Regions from separate parts of the Homo sapiens genome. Here region 2 is linked to region 1. Evidence: chromatin contacts called from ENCODE Hi-C or POLR2A ChIA-PET data. All regions are on one chromosome and are shown on one strand. Each heading gives the region's core, a stretch centred on a gene start or an enhancer-like site at or near the end of the contact. The rest is flanking DNA. Distances are from core to core; before and after follow the strand shown. Region 1 holds the start of TIA1 (TIA1 cytotoxic granule associated RNA binding protein). Region 2 holds the start of AAK1 (AP2 associated kinase 1).

What was found. Hi-C counts contacts between places; a loop is a spot of excess contacts on that map. ChIA-PET counts read pairs that join two places held with the same protein, here RNA polymerase II (POLR2A). Pooled maps may share reads with other maps.
Region 2: a loop to region 1 is called in a map of gastrocnemius medialis, with 5 times the contacts of the local background. The contact joins the promoter of AAK1 here to the promoter of TIA1 in region 1. A Hi-C loop is called at or near these places in 1 of 168 maps with a recorded cell type or tissue (gastrocnemius medialis), 13 of 37 single-sample maps with no recorded cell type and 14 of 50 pooled maps. POLR2A ChIA-PET finds 5 or more read pairs at or near these places in 5 of 52 experiments (CD8-positive, alpha-beta T cell, HCT116, Panc1 and 2 more).

The regions. Positions count from the first base shown.
Region 1 is chr2:70,244,058-70,249,931 of GRCh38, reverse strand. TIA1 (TIA1 cytotoxic granule associated RNA binding protein) reads left to right here and starts at 1,304. Exons shown (of 13, transcript NM_022173.4): 1 at 1,304-1,527. The coding sequence starts at 1,502. It overlaps TRG-CCC2-1 (tRNA-Gly (anticodon CCC) 2-1), which reads left to right and starts at 871; the gene lies at 871-941. RefSeq lists enhancers at 908-1,722, 1,723-2,538.
Region 2 is chr2:69,642,220-69,647,591 of GRCh38, reverse strand. It overlaps AAK1 (AP2 associated kinase 1), which reads left to right and starts at 3,853. Exons shown (of 22, transcript NM_014911.5): 1 at 3,853-4,017; 2 at 4,318-4,714. The coding sequence starts at 4,552. It also overlaps a transcript of ANXA4 not described here. RefSeq lists enhancers at 2,067-2,669, 3,425-3,694 and a silencer at 3,775-4,104.

The sequences.
Region 1 (5,874 bases), core at 55-2,554:
AATGCATACAGAGTATACTGAATCACATTTCAGAGCTCTAATTTCTCTGCCTCCTAAAGTTGGACTGAAGTTTATGTATCTTTTGACTTGTTTACTTTTAAGATTCTTGTGACCAATTTGCATTAAATAGCTGGGGTTTTTTGTTTGTTTCTTTGTTTGTTTTTTGAGACGGATCCTCGTTCTGTTGCCCAGGCTGGAGTGCAATGGCAAGATCTCGGCTCACTGCAATCTCCACCTCCCAGATTCAAGGATTCTCCTGCCTCAGCCTCCTGAGTAGTTGGGATTACGGGCCCCCACCACCACATCCAGCTAATTTTTGTATTTTTAGTAGAGACAGGGTTTCGCCATGTTGGTCAGGCTGGTCTCGAACTCCTGATCTCAGGTGATCCGCCCGCCTCAGCCATCCAAAGTGCTGGAATAACAGGCGTGAGCCACTGCCCCCGGCCTAAACAGCTATTTCTTAAATGCTTTTCAATGTGCAATCAATACACGGAAGAAATGCAAATATAAATAAAAATCTGGCATCTGGAAATATCCTCCCCGCGCTGAAAAATCTGGCTAGCACCAACGACGCAAATTCTTAATAAAATCCTTACTTTTTTAAGTAAAACTTTTTTTCTTTTTTCTTATTTCTTAAGTAAACATTTTAAATTGAAATTTTTTTTCTGTACAGAGAAAGTTGAAACATCCATTCCTATGTTTGGGATGAGAAAAGATAAATTATTTATGTTATTGGAAAACAGAAGATTACAGACTGTCAATAAACTTTTACTTTTAAATGAATAAATAATACATGACAATTCTTTTCACATGAGAGAACGTCTGCTTCTATTTCCTCCTAAAATACTGTGGCGGCTGGGCATGTCAACAGCGCCGCTGGTGTAGTGGTATCATGCAAGATTCCCATTCTTGCGACCCGGGTTCGATTCCCGGGCGGCGCATAGGCGTTTTGCTTCTCGCTCGCTAAAAACCAGATAGCTTGAAGAGTCTTTATATATCTTTCCAAAAGAGGAAAGATTTAGGCTTTTTACTGTCCCTGAAGGTTTCCACTCCCTCATAATTCGCGGTCGAAACACTCGAATCCGCAGCCAGAAGACAAAAAAGTTCACGCAAATCGTGAAGTAGTTAATACTTGCGCCTGCGCAGTCTGAGGCGTCCCTCGCGTCGGGTGGAAGAGCGGCTGCGCAACAAGTGAACCTATGGATTAAGGTGTAGCCGGGCGGCCCGGAGGTTGAGAGTGCAAGATTATTCTGCGCCTGCGCGGCCCGGGTAACTTTGCTGGCTGCTCCTAGGCTCCCGGCTCGCCGCCATCTTGTATTGGGGTTTCATTGTTCCCGCTGGGCCGGGCGGTTTAGTGTAATTGCCGCCGGAGGAGGAGGCGGAGTAACCTCTGGTCAGCCGAGAAACCCCACTATCCTGTAGCCATAACCGCTTAAACGATTTGGGAGGTAGTGAAGGGCAGGGAGCTGGACCTGGAGGCGCCGCCGCGACAGCAGCAGCCATGGAGGACGAGATGCCCAAGACTCTGTGAGTCTGGGGCAGCGATGAGGGAGGCGGGATGGTGGTCGTCCCGGAGGGAAGGCCTCGGCCCTGCGCCGCTCCCAGCCTATTGTTCTCCGTGGACACCGCGATATCGTGGTTTTTGTTTCCTTAGCATGCACCTGGATGCTTACAACCAAGACCCAATCTGTGAGGACGAGGTGAAGGGAGACGGGGCTCAACCCTCTCAATTAATCCCTTCACTTTAGCAACACCATTGCATGACCTTTGCTCTCGCCACGGGCCCTCTGTGGTCTTAGACCTGGAGAAAAGACTTTAATTCAGACCTCTTTTTAGAACTCGTCGAACCTTCCTTTTGTCCTATGCTTTCTTTCCTTTTCCCGCTTCTCCCCCTTTTTGATTAACCTCTTCTTATCTTTACAGCCGTCTCCCTTTAATTTTACTTTTGATTTCCTACTGAAATTCTTCCTTTCATTTTCTTCTCGGTGATAAGATTTTTTTTCCTCCTCGAGGGTGCTTGTACTCATTTTCAGTGCAGTAAACTTTATTCTTGCAGTTGCCAATTGGAAAAAAGCCAAGCATTTTTCTTTAACCTCTGGCTTTCCTTCTGTAGCACCCACCGACCAAAAAGCCTAACCAGACACCCCAAGGATTTGGAAATCTCACCCAGAAGGAATATATCAATTGAGGGGAAATGGATTTAATATTATTTTTATAGTCGTTTACTACTGTTGTGATTGACATGGTGTTGAACGAGCGGGCTGTAAATGCCCTAACATATTTACAGAGAATTTTTAGAGATAGCGTTAAATTACCGGAGCGTGGATATTTTCTTTGTCGTGTGGCTTCCCCAACTGCGTTCTTTGTTTTTCGAGGTATTATCGGATGAGTTGATCCTGCCTTTGTTGGCATTTCTCGGAAGAAGAAAAGCTCAATGAGTTCTTGACATAGCTTTTTGTTTTTCTTGGATGACATAGCTTTTTGTTTATATTCTTGGAATACTGGCAGTTTGAGAGCTCCATGCATTAAAAATGCAATTTTAGGTTTCTCTTTGCAGCTCTCTAATAAAGTTGCTCTGAAGTACGATGTAATTGTTTTTTTACCTCCAAAATTTTTCCACTTTTAAGTTGCTATTTCTTGTCTATATTGGAAATGTGGTTACACTTGTTTTCTTAATAGATTGTCAGTTAATCTGTTAGTAACCTTGAAATTTCTTTTCTCTATTCCTGAGGCTCAGAAAGTATCTTTTCAGTAGGACGTAGCAATTAGTGCATGACCTTTGTTTTAGGAAAGATTGTATCTGTAGATGAATACTCCCTAAAAAACTACTAGCCTCACGGTGTTGGTGGAATCTCTTCCCTCTTGCCTCTTAGCTATGACAGTCATCAGCATTTTGGGTTAAGGCACTGCTCGTGTTTTATAATGTAAACTTAATATTCTCAGTATTAGTTTGAAAATGTTTAATTTTAGAAACTGCAGAAGTATCTGACCACTTAACTTTTTAACTTTTTAATTTTGTTTTTACTTTTTAATTTTTTGAGATGGAGTCTCACTTTGTCACCCAGGCTGCAAGGCTAGAGTGCAGTGATGCGATTTCGGCTCACTGCAACCTCCACCTCCTGGGTTTAAATGATTCTCCTGCCTCACCCTCCCAAGTAGCTGGCACTACATGCGGGCACCACCATGCCCGGCTAATTTTTGTATTTTTAGTAGAGATGGGGTTTCACCATGTCGGCCAAGCTGGTCTCGAACTCCTGACCTCAGGTGATCCGCACACCTCGGCCTCCCAGAGTGCTGGGATTACAGGTGTGAGCCACTGCGCCTGGCCTGTCCTCAACTTTTAACTATTACATTTATTACTTATTTTGCCTTGTATCCCTCACTAATACACCCCATCCAAGAAACTCTTCCTCAAAGTAGTCATACTGTAAAAGTCTTCTCTTGTTTCTACCTCCCTCAACCCAAACTCCCATTTTTCTAGTCAGGCAAACCTTGACCAAACATGAGGGTACTAATCCCTAAGTTTTCCTAATAGTGTTTTTAATTTTAATGTAAGATTTTTGCTTTAATGACCCTGGAAGTCAGAGGCTTTTAATATATGTTCTTAGCAGAGTTCTTAGCACATTAAAAACACAGCCTCTCAATATATGTTCTTAGTGTGGTCCATGGTAAGTAATCAATACATTTGTTTAAGAAACTGGTATAATTGGCTGGGCACAGTGGCTCACGCCTATAATCCTAACACTTTGGGGGGCTGAGGAGGGTGGATCACTTGAGGGCAGGAGTTCAAGACCAGCCTGGCCAACATGGCGAAACCCTGTCTCTACTACAAATACAAAAATTAACTGAGCATGGTGGCGCATGCCTGTAATCCCAGCTACTCGGGAGGCTGAGGAAGGAGAATCGCTTGAACCCGGGAGGTGGAGGTTGCAGTGAGCCGAGGTTGCGCCATTGCACTCCAGCCTGTGCAACAGGAGGGAGGCTCCATCTCAAAAAAAAAAAAAAAAAAAAAAAAAATCTGGTAGAATTTCAAGCAGTGAATTAAGATTTTACTCTTTCTTGAGGATAAAATAGAGTCTGAATTTTTATCACCCACATACCTAAATGGCTCACTGGAAATTCCTTCATTTGCTACATCTGAGTGTTCGGCATCTCCATGTTAAGTTAGAGAATACCAGTATTTGATTTCTTGTCACCAATACTTTGGAATCATATTCTGAGACAAACTTCCCGAAAGTTTATACTGCAAGATTATTTTGAGGAGTATTCAAGGTACAGTTAATAAGTTCAAACATTTGTAGTGAGCATATGGGTGATGTATACTACTCTTCTCCATATATAAATTTGAAATTTTCCACAGTAAAAAAATAAAAATACGTGTATAGTGAGTCTGAATTGGCCTTGGTTACTTTAAAAATATTCAACTTGTGAACTAAAAGCTACACACTAGACTAGAAAAACATTGCTGGTGTTAGTTGATGAAAGTTAATTCCCTCAAATCCAGACACCTTAATATCCTTTGTGTGGTTTACTCTCAAATGCATGAGTGTTCTCTTTTGAGATAACTATACTGTTATTGTGCGGCTTTCCCATTTGCTAAGATGCAGATCTGTAAATTATAGACCATCTTTAAAAGCCTGCAGCTGGCCAGGCATGGTGGCTCACACCTGTAATCCCAGCACTTTGGGAAGCCGAGGTGAGTGGATCACCTGAGGTCAGAAGTTTGAGACCAACCTGGGCAACATGGTGAAACCCCATCTCTACTAAAAATACAAAAATTAGCTAGGTGTGGTGACACATGCCAGTAGCCTCAGCTACTCGGGACTCCGGAGGCTCAGGAAGGAGAATCGCCCGGGAGGTGGAGGTTGCAGTGAGCCGAGATCACGCCACTGCACTCCAGCCTGGATGACAGAGCAAGACGGAGCCCAATTAATTGCTATATACTAATGAGGGCCTTGCCTTTCTTCTGCTCCATGCTCATCTTTCATTCTTGTTGTCTACTCCACTCTCCAAATAGTATTGGCCTTGTAATTTGTATGAAATAAAATCTCTTGTATTGAGAATCAGACCTATCTTTTTTTTTTTTTTTTTTTTTTTGAGACAGAGTCTCGCTCTGTCACCCAGGCTGGAATGCAGTGGCCCAATCTTGGCTCACTGCAAGCTCTGCCTTCCAGGTTCACGCCATTCTCCTGCCTCAGCCTCCGGAGTAGCTGGGACTGCAGGCACCCGCCACCACGCCTGGCTAATTTTTTGTATTTGTAGTAGAGACACAGTTTCACCGTGTTAGCCAGGATGGTCTCGATCTCCTGACCTCGCGATCCGCCTGCCTCAGCCTCCCAAAGTGCTGGGATTACAGGCGACAATCAGACCTATTTTAAAGATTAGATTGAAGGCAAGGTTGGCCAAAATGAGATATTTATTAGATAATACTTATGTTTCCAAATAACTGCTAGTAATTAAGAATATGCTAGAAACATTACATTCACTCAGTAATATTGAGAGCATACTACATGGCTGTCCGTCTTCTGGGAACTGGGGATATGGTAGTACATATAATAGGCCTTTTACGAATTTACATAAGTAATTATGTTAGATGGTAATAAGTGCTATGGAGAAACATAATGCAGGGTATGCATGGTAAGGAGGAAGGGGTGGATATTTATAGAGAATAATAAAGGAAGGTCATCCTTTGATAAGTGACATTTGAGGAAAAAAGTGAAGGAGATGAGGGAGAGCCATGCTTCTATCTGAAGGAGGAGCACCCTAGAAAGAGCTAGTGCAAGGGGCCCTTGGGGGCAGGTCATGCTGGTTGGTTAGCCTGAAGAGAGTAAATGTAGTAGAGGAGTAGGAAATGAGGTCAGAATGATAAATAGG
Region 2 (5,372 bases), core at 2,604-5,103, 600 kb after region 1:
ACTAAAATACAAAAAATTAGCCAGGCATGGTGGCACACACCTGTAGTCCCCGCTACTCGGGAGGCTGAGGCACAAGAATCGCTGGAGCCTGGGAGGCAGAGGTTGCAGTGAGACGAGATCACGCCACTGCACTACAACTTGAGCTACAGAGTGAGACTCTGTCTCAAAAAATAAATAAATAAATAAATAAATAAATAAATAAAATAAAAATAAAACAATAAAACAATATATATATATTTTTTAAATTCCATAACTGGCATATGGAAGATACATAGTGTTAACTGAAGAATCCCAAGGTTTATAAATTTGGAGAGGGGAGCTTTACTTTTTATAAAGGGTTGCAGCCTGCAGGCTGGTGATCCTGACAGGCTGGGAAGTGTAGACTCTGGCAGAGACTGAAAGCAGGTATTTAGAGGGAGGAAAAAGTGGAACACAAATTTATGCCAAATGAGTTGGCTAAGAATACACACTTAAGTTACAGGAGCTTTGATTATTCACAAAGCGGGGGGCAGCACATGCATGCATAGTGAGCAAACATGCATGTTACATATGTCCTATGTTCTCTTTGGGGTGGAGATTTAACATTTAAATGCATTACAATTAGGTGAAGCAAAGGACATGAAGACACTCAGTGCACAGCCTCTGAAAACCAGCCAGAACCAGTCTGTGGTTGGTAGTCTCTTACTAGGATGTTACTGAAATCAGTCTCTTGTCCAATCAAAGAAATAGTTATGGTTTGTGGAACAGGGGTTGGGGGGATACAGTTAGTCAGCATCTAGTGGTCAGTGAGCTACAATTGATTCAATATTGCTTATCTCCAGGCCAGTGTCTATTTAGCTACCAGAGAAAAAGAAAAACCTTGTGGCAGTTAGAAGATGGTTTACTCTTCAAGTGTAGGGATGTGTGACTTAACCCTTGCCTGACACAGCCTTAGGTCTTGTTTATAATTTGGCATCTTATTGCCTCAAAGAGTCTGTTCCATCGGTCATATGATCACTATTGTAACAATAGTAAATGGCACTTTCTTTTCCCACTCCCTTTGACTATTTACCCATAGCATCTTCCACACCTAGTTCAAAATTCATCTAGGATACTTCAAATCAATCTTTCCACCTTAATCAGATAGCTCTGTTTTGTGTCACATTTAAAGTAAATTATTTACTTTAAGTACTGCTAAGAACACACTCTATGTAAACTATTATACTGGATGCCCAAGGAGATAAGTAGAAGATGGTTCTCTGGCTTTGAGGTGTTTGGTTGAGACAGCAATATACATTAAAAGTTGAACAGGAATGCAAAGCAGCATGGGACAAATTATACAGAAAGTGTGATAGTTTTGAGATTATAGTGGCTGATCTGTTCATTATTTTGTACTCAGGAACTAAAAAATTACTAAGAGTTGTAAGAGCTCTGGTTTTATAGCTGAGATAATAAGCCCAGTGACACAAGTGGTCTAGGATCCCAGCTATGAAGTGGCAAGAGGTTTCCTGTCTCCTGGTCCTATGCTGCTTGTGCGTGGGTTTCTAACTATTCACGAGTCTTTTAATCAGTTAATGTTTGCTCTCTCTAAGTAGACAGTTTAGTATAGCCAGGTAAGAACTGGGCTTTGAAACTAAAATGTTTGGGTTTGAATCCTGGCTTTGCTATTTACTGTGTGACTTTGGGCAAGTCACTAATCTCTTTGCTTTACTTACCCACCTATAAAATGAGTATAATAATGGTACTTTACTTCATAGGGTGGTTGTGAGCATTATATACTTAATATATGTAAAGCATGAAAAACTGTGGATTTGTCATTATAATTGCTATTAGTCTGTGAGGGAATGGAGGGCAAGGAATCTAGTCATGTTTTTTGTTTTTTAAACCTCTTCCCTCAGCTTCTGATCAGAGCATTCACGTGGGTGTTAAATAAATGCATGTTAGCTACCTTAAGCATATTGGGAGTTTTTGTATCACTGAAGTAAGACTTGAGATTTGTGTAAGCCTGGACTAGTCTGGTACCAGAGAAGTCTAGAAAGGTAAAAACTGAGATAGCATCAGATTGATTTTAGGACCTAGCACAGCTTGTTTAAAAAAGTCAGTCAAGACAAATAAGTGCTGAGAGAAATGGGGGTCAATGAGTCTAATTCCAAATGAGCTTTCTCATCTATTTTAAGATCTGCTTCAAACTTCCTCAGACAAAAATCTGGCCTTTTAAGGAAAGTGCAGAGAACATGCCTTCGTGGGCTTAGTTTGAGGGAATAGGGGCTGCATTTCACCCTGGAGGTGGCTACATGAATTCGTGAACTGAGGTGACAACACTGACTCTCTCCGGAAGAAAAGATGCTATCTCTTCACGGAGTTTAATTACAATGGCACTACTTGAAACAAGCTGCAGCAGCAGCAACAACAAACGCTACTGTTAACCCAGTCACAGCTCAGCTCAATATTCAGATTAGAGAAAGCAAGAACCATTTTTTTCCCTGGGACACCCTTCTCTACTCAAATACCCGCTGAAAAAAAAATTCTGAGACAAGCACTAGGGAGTGGGGAAAGCGGGCAGAGATGAACAATAACCCATATTCAGGGGTTAGAAAAATAATATTAATAAATCATGGTAGGTTTTTTTGTTTGTTTTTGGCAGCAACTTGCCACTCTTCAGCATCATCCATCAGGAAATCTAGGTCGGAAAAGTGTACCAACTGACCTTCCAAATTTTCTGCATTTGGCAGATGCAAATCACACAGTCCATCCCCGCCCTCAGCACTTGGACGGTATCAGGGAAACGTAAGTATCAATGGAAGAATCTTGAAGTGAAAAATAAATAACTGGTCAGGTTAGGGTTAGTGTTCTTGTGTGCAAGGGAGCTAGTGAAGTTTAGGCTTTGATGCGCACCCACAGCGTCAGCAAAGGAGGAGGAATTAAGGGACAGCATGGGCCGAAAAGCCCCCGAGTTTTGAGGTCAAGCCAACGGGCTGGGTCTCCGGTATCCTAGGATCTGCCCTGCACACAACCTTTGGCAGTTTCTCGGTTTGAATCTCGCCTGTACATTTCCAGACGAGACACTGTCTTACTGAGCGTTCTCACAGCGCCTAGCTCAGAGCTGACCGCAGAGCCGGCTCTCAATAACATCGAGACGCAAAAGCAGCTTTTGAGGTTAGGGGCGGAAGGGCATCGGTTTTACTTATTTCAAGGCTGGCGCTCGGTGCAGCCGGATCCAACTGCCAGCACAATGTTCCCGATCACTTCTCGCTTCCATTTCAGCCCAGGAGACGTCGGGAAACCCACAGGACCCGCTAGGGGCTAAGCGGTTAAGCCGCGTCCTTCAGGTGTCAGTCTCGATCCGTTCGGAAACCACAACCTCCAGAATCCCTTGTGCCAGGAGGCCAGGCCGCAAATAAGATGGCTCCAGAAGGGTGGAACATACAGCGGGGGGGGGGGGGGGGGAACTTAGTTGTTGGCAGTTTCTTCACGGGATGTGTTTAAATTGCCGAGTCCCCACATACGCGCCACCCCACAAATCTCCTTCGAGGCCGTGGAGGCCACACGGCTGCCGCCTCGCCCTCTCCTCCAGGAGTATGCTGGGATTTGTAGTCCAGCAGCCGGACTGTGCCGAGCTACCTTTCCCAGCTTGCCCTGCGGCTCGGGTGATATCAACAGTCTTTTCCAGAACTCTGTCTGCACTGAGACCCTCTTCCCCCAGTCCTCTTCTCGCGGTCGACTCCTTCCCATCCGTGGCGACAGAACGGCGGTTGCAGGAGAGGCCCCGGTCCCTCGCCGCGCCGCCCCGAGGGGCACTTCCGGCGGCGGTTCACTTCCTGGTTGGGTGGATGGAGCCGGGCGGGAGCGCGCGCGGGGGAGGGGCGGCGGGTCAGTCTCCGCCCGGCGCTCCCGGGATCAGCTGGCGGGCGGGCGGGAGCCGAGCGCGGCCCCGGCTCTCGCTGCAGCGCCGCCTCTTCTCTGCGTCGCAGGCCGGCCCGGCGGCCGTGACAATGTCGCGGGGCTGGTAGCAGGGCGCCGGCCGCCGAGCCGTCTCAAGTGGGTGCTGCCAGGATGCCGCCTCGAGGGGCGGCGGGGAGACCCGGGAGGAGCGGGAGGCAGTGCCCGGGAGGGTCGGCGCTGCCGGAGCAGCTCGGATCCCTCCTTTCTCCGAGCTCCCGGCTCGGGGGTCCCGGGTTCTGGGGCCGGGGTCGCGTTTTCAGCCCCACGGTTTTTCTCGCCGGGAAAATACATGAAGCGTTTCCCCAGGATGATGGCTTTTGCTCCCCCTAGGACTCAGCGGTTGAATTTTTAAGCGTGTTACTGATTCATCCTCTCTTTCTTCCTCTGTCATCACAGGTTTAAACTTACACGAATCGCTTTCTGGAGGAGGAGGGGACCCGCTGCGCGATTGACACGCATATTCCTATAGGCATCCTCCCTCAGCCCCCACCCCCACGGCCGGATTCGGGTGGCTCCTCTCCGAGGTGAAATCTGAGAAGAAATCCTTGGATCTCTTTTCTTAAAAAAAAAAAAAAAAAAAAAAAATCTAGAAACCATCGGTATTTTGCTTTGCTGCTCCCTATTCGCAAGATGAAGAAGTTTTTCGACTCCCGGCGAGAGCAGGGCGGCTCTGGCCTGGGCTCCGGCTCCAGCGGAGGAGGGGGCAGCACCTCGGGCCTGGGCAGTGGCTACATCGGAAGAGTCTTCGGCATCGGGCGACAGCAGGTCACAGTGGACGAGGTGTTGGCGGAAGGTACGGTGGGGCTCAATGCGCCGTAAATTAAAATCTTGTGCTGATGCGGCAATACTGTGGTTTCTAGTTGTTGCATGTATGAATGGGCTTTGACCAGTTGACCCTCCCTTCCCCCTTCACTTGCCCTGTGAGTCATTGTCCTTGAGAGATTTAAAATTGAGATTTGAAAGTGACTGGGCTTATGGGGGTGTGGGGAGGTTGCCGAAATTGTTTACGTTAGTGGCCTTTTATTTTTATTTTTTTAATATTGAGAAGCCAAATTTTGAGGATCACACAAGAAAACGTATGTGTGAAAGTGTAAAGCTTTATGCCAAAGGCAGGGTGATGGGCTTGTCATCCTCCTAAAACTTAAAATCTTGATGTGAAGGCTGAAGGGTGGGGGGACTTTTAAGAAGAGAGGGGTTTCTCCTTCTCCTACCCAACTTTCCCACTTCCATGAGCAGGCATTGGAAGGAAGAGAGGATTTTCGGAGAACGTGAACGTGTTTTTCCAAGGGCCAAGGCTCTTGGTGGATTTCACTAGTAGATTTGTTTCCTGACCCAACTGTAATCAGGTCCCCAGGTTATAGCAAAGATAACAGAAATTACATAAAACAAATGTGGTTATTTTGAACTCAGTCTAGTAGGCCCCTCTTCCTTCTCGCTTTAGGTTTTGTTTT